Linked DNA regions of Homo sapiens: region 1 is linked to region 2. Evidence: chromatin contacts called from ENCODE Hi-C data. All regions are on one chromosome and are shown on one strand. The core of a region is the stretch at or near the end of the contact, and the rest is flanking DNA. Distances in the headings are between cores, read along the strand shown.

What was found. A loop is a pair of places that touch in the nucleus more often than their neighbours do. Pooled maps may share reads with other maps.
Region 1: a loop to region 2 is called in a pooled map of gastrocnemius medialis, with 3 times the contacts of the local background. The contact joins two enhancer-like sites. A Hi-C loop is called at or near these places in 2 of 50 pooled maps.

Annotation. Positions count from the first base shown.
Region 1 is chr2:20,108,466-20,111,552 of GRCh38, forward strand. The region is part of intron 2 of LAPTM4A-DT (LAPTM4A divergent transcript); the gene reads left to right. Among named protein-coding and RNA genes, the nearest start is that of LAPTM4A-DT, 58 kb to the left of the region's middle. Within about 2 kb of position 1,251, at least 4 of the 41 ENCODE cell types and tissues checked have a DNase peak (open chromatin) inside an H3K27ac peak, as active enhancers do.
Region 2 is chr2:19,230,024-19,237,428 of GRCh38, forward strand. No RefSeq gene overlaps it. Among named protein-coding and RNA genes, the nearest start is that of MIR4757, 110 kb to the right of the region's middle. Within about 2 kb of position 5,353, at least 2 of the 41 ENCODE cell types and tissues checked have a DNase peak (open chromatin) inside an H3K27ac peak, as active enhancers do.

The DNA.
Region 1 (3,087 bases), core at 1-2,500, 870 kb after region 2:
CTACTAAAAATACAAAAAAAAAAAAAAAAAATTAGCCAGGCATGGCGGCGTGCGCCTGTAGTCCCAGCTACTTGGGAGGCTGAGGCAGGAGAATGACATGAACCCGGGAGGTGGAGGTTGCAGTGAGCCGAGATCGCGCCACAGCACTCCAGCCTGGGCAACAGAGCGAGACTCCATCTCAAAAAAAAAAAAAGAAGAAGAAGAAGAAGAAGATAAGGAAGTGTCTTATTCATTTTAAGTAAATTTTCCTCCAAAACTTATTGGTAGCTTCCATTTCTGGCTTTTCAGGCACTTTGTTTACATGCTCTCATCTGGGAGGTTGCACAAGTTATTGCCATTTCAGAGATGAGGGCAGGTGACTCAGCAAGGGTCCCATGGCTAGTGAGTAAAAGGGCAGGTCTCAGTATCAAGAGTTCTGCAACCAGCTCCACTTCCCCTCGCTGCCTCTGTCCAAGTAACTCAGGCCTCTGAATGCTCCAGGTGCATGCTACTGTCCTGATGTTACAAAATGTCCCCTTCCTCAGATGTCTCCTTTTCTCTGGTCTGTAACCACCATAGCAGCCTGGGGCTGCTGGGTGTGACTTTCATCCCTACTGTATCTCTCCCATTAGCACACATCAGCGCTAGGGATCTTACTTACCACTGATAGCACTTTGGTTTGAGCACCAGATTGCTCCAGATCGCTTCTTCAGGAAGAGATGGCCGAGCGTTACTCCATCACACCCAGAACCCAGAGTTAAACATTTACCAAGATGCAGTATGTCACAGTGGGCTCTAGGATCAAACTTCCTGGGTTCAAATTCCAGCTCTGCTACTTACTGTATAGCCTTGGGAAGGTCACTTAACCTGTCTGTGCCTTGATTTCCCCATCTATAAAATGCATGTAGTAGTAATATCTAATTCACAAGGTTGTCATAACCATCCAAAAAAGTTAACATGTGCAAAGTGCTTAAAACAGTGCCTGGCACTTAGTAGACATTTGACAAATATAAGTTATTATTGCTAATACAAAGCAGTTTATATGTATCATCTTCATAAGCTCATAAGCTGTATCAAATCCCCTCCCTTTTTTTTTTAAGAATAATACTGTTTGTAAAAAATCTCTAATTATCATAGCATCCTAGAAGATCAGTGTGAGTTTTCCCATTTTGTAGCTGAGACTCCTGAAGCACAGAGAAGCAAAGTGACTCATCTCAGGAAAGAGTGCCAGAAACTGGCAGAATCAGGAATGGTACCTGGGTCTACCTGGTGTTTGAGTCATAAGCTTTCCATAATAATTTGCATCATAACTGCCTTTCTTAGTAAAAATGTTAAAGAGATTAACTTCCTTAAGAAAGTGAGTAGGAGAGTGTTCTGACAGCTTCTGACAACTGGAAGTCCCACTTTTTTTTTTTTTTTTTTTTTGAGACAGAGTCTCACTTTGTCACCCAGGCTGGAGTGCAGTGGCGCAATCTCGGCTCACTGCAAGCTCTGCCTCCTGGGTTCAAGCGATTCTCCTGCCTCCGCCTCCAGAGTAGCTGGGACTACAGATGTAAGCCACCATGCCCAGCTAATTTTTGTATTTTTGGTAGAGACGGGTTTTCACCATATTGGTCAGGCTGGTTCAGGAGTGACCATATTGGTCACTCCTGACCTTGTGATCCGCCCGCCTCGGCCTCCCAAAGTGCTAGGATTACAGGCATGAGCCACTGCGCCCGGCCTGGAAGTCCCACTTTCAAATCTCACTTTGAGAGATTGAATCACTTGATAGTCGGAAGTTTCAGAACCTGAGAAGGCAAGTTCGGAAGGAAGGATTGGACTTCCATTTTTCAATAAGAGATGCCTGAGAGGCAAGGGCTGTCCATTATCACTGTTCATGGGTATTCTGGTGATCTATTGCTATGTAACCAATCACCCCAAATCACAGTGGCTTAAAACAACTATAATCATTTTATTACCTCTCACAGCTCTGGGGGCTGGCAGGCCTCAGCTGAGTGCTTCTCACGCAGGGTCTTTCATGAAGTTGCAGTCTGGGGTTGGAGGCATATGGACAGTCTCCTCATTCACATGTCTGGTGGCTGGTGCTGATTCCCCTAATGGGGAATCATCAGCCAGAACAGCTGCCCGTGGCCTCTCTGTGTGGCTTGGGCTTCCTCACAGCATGGTGGCTGGATTCCAAGAGCAAGGGATACAAGATCACTGGGTAGAAGTGCATGGCATTTTTCTGACCTAGCTGTGGAAGTCACATAGTGTCTCTTTTGCAATGACTTCTACTCATCAAGGTAGTCATAAAGTTTCTTCCACTAAGGTACAAGGAGAGGCGACATATACCTCTCCTGGACTCAATGGGAAGAGTGTCAGGGAGAGCATGTGAGATGAGATATACTTTGAAAGTACAATCTGCCACATGGGCAGGCTCTCCTGGGAGAACTTGCCATTTGGAGGAAAAAGGTGACGAATAGCGAATGTAGGCTCTAACAAGGACCCCTCCCTGTAGTCATATCTGATGGTAGTTCCTTCAGGGAACTGGCCACAAGAGACACGGTTGGCAGCAAGATTTACTGCTCTGCCAAAGCTGTCATTGAAATAAATAGGATTAGGTCTGCAGTGACTTCATTATCCGGACTGCTCTAATAACATGTAATTTGCCGCCATGCTGTGACCAGCAAAGCCGCCAGGGCATATAGTGGGAATGCCTGGTCACCTGAGAAGGGGTTCCATCCCCTGGAAATCTTACAGGTCTTTGACCTTGTCCACAAGCAGACAGATCTTACTTCCTCCTCCCACCGGCTTCTTTTATGCAAACAAAAACTGGAAGCAATTTTGCTTTTGAAGCTCCTGAGTCAGCCGAAGCCCCAGGAAATGTCCTGGTTCTTCCCCCAGCCTCTCTCCCTGAGGTCCCCATCCCAAGCCTGAGAGCTCTGGAAATCCAGTTAAAACAGTTGAGAGTTTTCCTGCCAGACAGCACAAGTGTGCCGGGGCCTGGCTCCCAGGGGGCCTAGGCCCAGCCTCGAGGCAGGCTGATGCTCTGTGCTAGCCTCAATACAGTGCTGGCCCAGCCTAGCAAGCCCTGCTAAAGGGTGGCTCTGAAGATGTGGAGCACGGGCC
Region 2 (7,405 bases), core at 4,103-6,602:
AGTGAAGTTTGATTAATGTGCGATGTCATCACTCAGGGCAAACCTGTATCCCATGATTGATCTTCGCAAATGCCCCTCTGCACTTGGTAGTATTGCAAAGTGTTTCAGGGCATGGATTTGGGGGTCAGCTAGGCCTGGGTTTGGGTCTCTGCTTCTCATTATTTTGTGACACTGGGCAAATTACTTAATCTCTTTCATTTTCCACTGTTATTATTATTGCTAACTACTCACTCACCAGCCATCTTCACCCCTGCCCTGGATTGATAGTTTACAATGACATTCTTATTTTAGACTTGAGATAAGAGGTATGAGAAAAATTGATAATTTTCTGGGTAGCAAGTAATGAAACAGCAAGTAGGACTCAAGGCCAGGTGTGGTGGCTCACACCTGCAATCCCAGCATTTTGGGAGGCCGAGGCGGGTAGATCACTTGAGGCCAGAAATTCGAGACCAGCCTGGCCAACATGGTGAAACTCTGTCACTACTCAAAACACAAAAATTAGTCAGGCATGGTGGCAAGCACCTGTAATCCCAGCTACTTGAGAGGCTGAGGCAGGAGAATTGCTCAAAGCCGGGAGATGGAGGTTGGAGTGAGCTGAGGTCATGCCACTGCACTCCAGCCTGGGCAACAGAGTGAGACTGTCTCAAAAAAAAAAAAAAAAAAAAAAAGTCAAGAGTCAAGGGAAAAATCATCATTATCTTAGAAATCAACTAGCCCCAATCTCCTACGCTGTTTTGCAAATAGGAAAAGCAAGGGAGGAAAACTGGATTTTGGCACTGTTTCCAAGTTTCCATTAGAAGTTCTTGAACTCCAGCTTTTTTCTGACTGCCTCCCTACAGTATTATACAGCTCTCAGAAGCAATGAGAGCAGCAGAAAGTACATCACATTTCCCACACAGCTTATAGCATGAAAAGATGTAAGGTATTTGACTTGCAAAGGTCTTACGGGAAATAGTGGGAGAGAGTGAATCTCACCCCTGGGCAAGAGAGAGGCAGCTGAGCTCTGCCATTGGTACAACTGGTATTTTGTGGACCCTGCCTTCAAAGTAAGACAGGGGTTGGGTAAGGATATTGGGGTCACAGTAACAAAATGGGGGATATAAGCTAGAGAGTTACTCTTGAGTATCTATTGCTTCAGCTTCACCAGTCACTATAGGCTTGTGTGTCCTGGGAATCACCATTGAAAATGAAAATCAGTTAAACCTGTGGTTCTTGGACTTTGTGAACAATCACAAATCCTTCCAAGGAAATGTTGATATCTATGTCCTCTCTTCCCAGAAATTGTTGCAAATATATGGGGGCTTCATGAAAACCCATCCTATGATCCCAAGATAAAAACGCAATGTAAAGTAAGAATGACAATGGAATTAGGCACTGAGACAGGTTTAGCACAACAGCTGGGCTCTGATTTAAGTTTTAAGCACTCTGAACAACAAAAAAGGGAAAGTACATTGGTTTAATACCTATAAATCCAAAACATTTAAATCCATCTTTGGAGACACATTTATTTCTAAACTTAAATTCAAGGGAAAAAAATTATCACATATATTTTAATAGCACACAATCCAAAGTCTTCAACTTTGATCCTCTTTGTGCATTGAAATGCACCCTATGAAATAAAGAACATCCCTCTAATGACCTAATTAACTAGCATTCAAGGATAAGTAAAGATTCCTAGTGTCCAAGATCCCTTCTCCCTGGTAAAAGAGAATCCTGTAACTCATCATCAAGAATCCCTTTCCTAGGACATCAAGGCTAGGACCTGATTCAACACCCAGCACACTCACCCATTCATTCATTCATTCATTCATTCATTCATTCACAATGTTTTTCTCTAAGGGCCTTCTCTATGCCAGAAGTTGGATTAGGCATCTGCAACAGGAATTGATAGACAACAGATGAGTGAATAAGATATGGTCAGAAAGAGGCAAATTGGTGAGATGTGATCATGTTTACCTGTGAATCCTCATACGACTAGCAGCAAGTCTACGTTATAGAAGTGAGTTTCCGCGTACTGTGCGGAACTCTTGGCTTCATACCAGCCAGAAGCTCCTTAAAGGTCTGGCCATCGTGTCTATGATACCTGAAGTCCTGATGGTGTCACTGGGTGCTCAGTAAATACTTGCTTAGAGAAGGCTTCTCATCCTTTCTTGAATAGTCAGGTCTTTCCCTAAGCCTATGGATGTTCTGTTTGACCTCTTCCAGGGCTGGAATGGGCCTTGCTTAGTTCCAAGCCTGTTCCTTCTAGTGGGGCTGAGACAATGCTTCTCTTCCATTCCTGATTCTCAGTACTCCATGTGGCCTCCCTGTCACTAGGCACCAGCCAAGTCCTGCAGCAAGGGACCCAGACCAGCGCTGCTCATGCCTCTGACTTCTGCTCATGGTTTCTCAAAAGTAAGAGAATGTTACCAAAGCTTATCTTTCCTTTTCACTTTTAGCTTCACAGAAGAGTTACAAAGGTCATTCTTCCTCTCACTGGATGAAGCAGAGAGTGGGCCTGTGGCAATCAGGAGTCAGGTCATGACAATGACAGACTCTTCATGTTTTTTAAAATAAATATTGAAATTCCTTGTAGTCCCAGCTAGCTACTCAGGAGGCTGAGACATGAGGATTGCTTAAGCCCAGGAGTTAAAGTCCAGCCTGGGCAACATAGCAAGACATTGTCTAAAAATTTTTTTTCAAATGAAATTCCCATTTTAAAATAATATTTAAGGTAAATATTGAAATTATTAAATTAATAAGAATATTAAAACCTGATTTCATTAATGTAGTTTCCAGTTCTTTTTTTTTTTTTTTCTTTTGAGAATTTCACTCTTGTTGCCCAGGCTGGAGTGCAATGGTGTGATCTCGGCTCACTGCAACCTCTGCCTCCCGGATTCAAGCGATTCTCCTGCCTTGCCCTCCTGAATAGCTGGGATTACAGGCATGCACCACCACACCTGGCTAATTTTGTATTTTTACTAGAGATGGGGTTTCACCATGTTGATCAGGCTGGTCTCGAACTCCTGACCTGAAGTGATCTGCCCGCCTCAGCTTCCCAAAGTGCTGGGATTACAGTCATGAGGCACCACACCCGACCTCCTGTTCCTATTTTTAAGAAAAAGTTCCAATCTCTAGTTTCAGGTATTATACACCACAACTGTCATTCTGGATAAACTTTGAAAAAGCAGAACAATATTTAGCATAATTCTTCCTAAAATCAAGCCTGCAGGGAAAATATCCTTATAATTTAGAATTCTGTAATATGCTTTCAGCTATGGAAAATGTAAAAAGCAAAGTCAAGAGACATTCTAGTCTGCACCAGGACCTGGTTCGTTACAGTTCCATGTAACAATAATAGTTCACATTTGTGGAGTGCTCTCTAAATATCAAGCGATATGGTGAGAGTGTTACACACATCATCTCATTTAATCCTCAATAACAACCCTACAACTGAGTTATTATTATTCTCTTTTCACACATGAGGAAAGTGAATTTTAGAGGTTGGTTTAAACATTTGTAAATGACAGAGGTGGGATTAACATCCAAGTCTCTCTGACTCTATAGCTCAAAATCTTACTATACTTAACTACTGTGTTATATTTAACTTTTGCCTCTTATAAGGTGAAGGACCAGATTCTTCCATTTCTGTCTTCCACTTTCCCATGTAATCTGCTACATTCACTGCAAAGGATGTTTTGGTTATGGTTATTATCAATGTCATGATTAAGGAAAATTATTACTATTGATAAAACCAATGTATATATGTATTGTTTATAGTTTGTAATGTACTTGCATAAACATTATATTACTAAATTTTCCACAACTCTATGATATGGGTATTGTCCCAGTTTTACAGACAGAAAACTGAGACTCAGAGCATTTAAATGACTGGTACAGAAAGTGTCAACCTGCCATATCCAGGCAGACCCTGTACTCACAGTACCTTGATAGTGAGAGCCTCCTTAAATTTTGTGTACAAAATACCTCCCACTTGCCTTACCCTAGGCCTGCCCTGAGGCAGAACCAAAGCTAAGTTCTCTTGTTTATGCAGGTTACATTGGTTTCTATTCAACTTATAAGATATTAATGGTCCTAATCCACTGGAAAAGATTGATTCTGTAAGTCAACAATGAGTGAGGAAGCCCAAATACAAATGCAGCCAGAACGCCAAGATGGTTGACAAGATGAAGCTTCTCCTTGGGCCCATAGACTGGGAGGATATTGGAGACAGTGATTGTGAATCATTTATCTCTGTACTTCCAGCCTAGGCCTTGGACCTGACACTCAGAGGATGCCTGATACTTTTTGAATAATGAATGAGTAAATCAATGAATCCAACAAACAGTGCTTGAGTTTGGAGTTATTCAGTATCTTCTTCCCCTGATGCTTCCTCTTTCGACTTGTTCTCAGTGCTTGGAGAAGGGGGAAGGAAGAGCAGGAAGCCTTGCCAAGCCCCTTGCCAGGGAGGACACAAGCGAAAGAAACTTCAGCAAAAGCTCCCACTCCCAACCTCTCTGGTTGTCATGTCCCTTTGGCCCTTGCTGACTCAGTTCCCTAACCTTCAGATGCCTCCCCTCTGTCCTCTTGGAGGTGGCTGAGGAGAAGTTCTTGCACTCACAGGAGAAGGCCATTCATTCACCTTGACTTTCCTTTCTCAGAGTATTCTCTGGGAAAACTGAGCCCTTTTCATCTGCAATGTAGGAGCTGCCACCCTTTGGAGAATGTCAAGATCCAATTTTACATAAAGGGTTTCTTTTATTTCTTATTTCTATTTAAGGGAGAAAGAGAAGCAAGATTGATCCCAGTTTCTAACACAGATTGAAAATGGAGTTTTGCCAATTTTCTGTGTTTTACACTGCCATGCTCTGCTGGCCAAGGTAGGAGAGAAACAAGCAGCCTGTGTTCCTAGAGCATTTTTCTGAGAGCAGAAAGATGTCAGTTATTTGGATAATTGAGTGTCTGGCTGAAAATTTACCTGTGCCACATCTTTGAATAAAAAGGGTTTTGATTTAAAAATATCAGCAAAACAAACAGGATAACAAAGTAGAAATTTCTTTCTGATTTAATGAAATAACTATTTTTATGAATTATATAAGTAATGTTAATTATGATCCAATTCAATCTGCTTATTTAAACATATTTCATAAAACCCTCTATTAATCAGGAAGCATTTATTAGTCTAGTTTGGGTATACAACTGGCTTTCTTGGCTTTTGTTATCTTTGACAATTCAGATTTGTTACCAGAGATTGTCCACATCAGTGAAGTTTCATGAGCATTTTACCAGGGAAAATGTCTCCTGGAAAGATCCTGACACAGAGTAATTTGTCAGGACCTGCCCTGGCTTGAGAAAGGTGAAGAAGCTGCCTCACTGCTCTGAAAGTACAGGGTAGGTACACTGTGAGCTGTGGAAGGGAATGGAATGTATATGGAAAAGTCTTTTGACAGAGTTCCAAAACAGATGAATCTCCACTTGGTTTTGCAATCTTCAGTAGCATTGAGATCTTTCAGCATGCTGCTTCACGTGATAAAATTTTTAAAAGAGGTGAAGAAATTGGCCTGTGATGCAATAATTCCATCCGTGCCCCAAATATCTTGTAAACAAGGAGAGATTTTGAGTGTAGAGTGACTCTTTTCTTTCAGGAGCTTCCAGGGTAGGGTGGTGCTGAAGGAAAATGTTGACAAAGAACAGGAGTCTGATGAGGGCACTCTTCCTTCCTGCCCAGGGAGTCCTGCCAGCCATTCGTGGGCACCCTGACTCCCCTCACTAAACAAGTCTGGACTCAGAGCTGAGAAGGTATCCAGATGCTCCCTGGCCACAGCATTACTATTGGCTGTAAGTTTAAATTATCTGTCTATTAAGACACCCCTATTCATGGATGAGGGCAACAGAAAGCTAGCAAAACTGGGAAGGTGAGAGAACTCAGGTTTTCTGACACTCAGCTGAAGGAATTTACGTAATTCCCCTCTGCTTTTCATGGCCTGGCCCCAGGTGTTTGTGAAGAAAACATCAGCATATACCACCAATATCAATCATGCATTTTTATGCATCATAAGTAGGAGCTACACCATGATTTACCAAATAACTAGCCTATGAATGCCTTGTGGAGTCTCCTCTTCTCTCATCTCTCTCACTTTCTCCCTCTTCTCTTGTGGCTACCCACATACATACACACACATACACACACACACACACACACACACACACACACACACACACACGTACGTATTATCTGAGCTCCTCTTCAAAATCATCCAGGACCATGCCCACTAAAGTGGTCTCTCCACCCAATGAATTATCAAGCAATCCATATTCTAGAATAATATTTGAGGAGGCTGAGGGGCAGTGTGTGCATGCTTCCTGGCCTTATTCAATCAAGCATTCTGCTCTTGGTTTACTGTTTAATCCACCTTGAGCCTTTAGGTTTCATAAATGAAGTTCGTGAATAATTGCTCGGATAAGAATGGAAGATACGAGGGCTAGTAAGCCTCCTAATTTGTAAGATTGTGTATGCAAACAAAAAGTACCATTCTGGCTTAATGTGGTGTGGAGTATTATTCTCTCCACCAGAGATGTCTTGTTACTCCCAAAAGAATTGGAAGCTCTTAATCGAACACCTCACTACCTTTCTCAATGCCTTGCACTTAGTTGGCATGTGCTTAGTTAAGATATTCTGGTTGATGGGATCATTTCAGTGTACAAATAAGCACACAGCAGTTATGCTTCCCTCTCATCGCCACTTACATCCTCCATCCCACAGCCTTTCAGGAGTCCTGGGTAGTCCCAGGTCAGCCCAGCTAATGGGGGGATTAGGGATAAACCCCATTCTCTCTGTTTCCTCAGCTGCAAACAAATGGGGTTGGGCTTCCAGCCTCTAAGAGTCTTTTCTAGTTTAACCCTATGGGTTTATGCAGCTCTGGACTTTTCAAAGATCATTCAGTGAGTTCCTCAGACAGCAGTCTCATAATTTCATTTTCAAATTTTGAATGAGGATTTAAGATCAAGCTTTTGGAGTCTCATTAGTCCTTATGGTCTCTTGTTACCACCTTGATTATCCAAGCTCTTTTCTGCCACTGAGAAAATGTAAACTCCTGTTCTAGGAGTTATGCTGTGATCTACTAAGAGCTGCTCCCCCTGATCCTTCCTGCCCTGCAACGCTTTCCAGTGATCCACACTGAACTTCCTTCTCCTGGGCCCTGAGATGACGGCCTCATCCCACTCAAGCCCTCAGCCCCTTTCTCTTCTCCTGACCTGCCCTAGGATTGCCCTTATCAGCCCCAAACACCCCAGGCACTGGCTGAGTGGCAAAGACACCTCACTGCCTCCTACACAGCCTTGATGCCCAAGCCCCACAAGACACCACTGGTTCATTTGAAAGTTTTGTTGTTACTGTTTGGTTTTGTTTGTTTGATTGTTATTCATA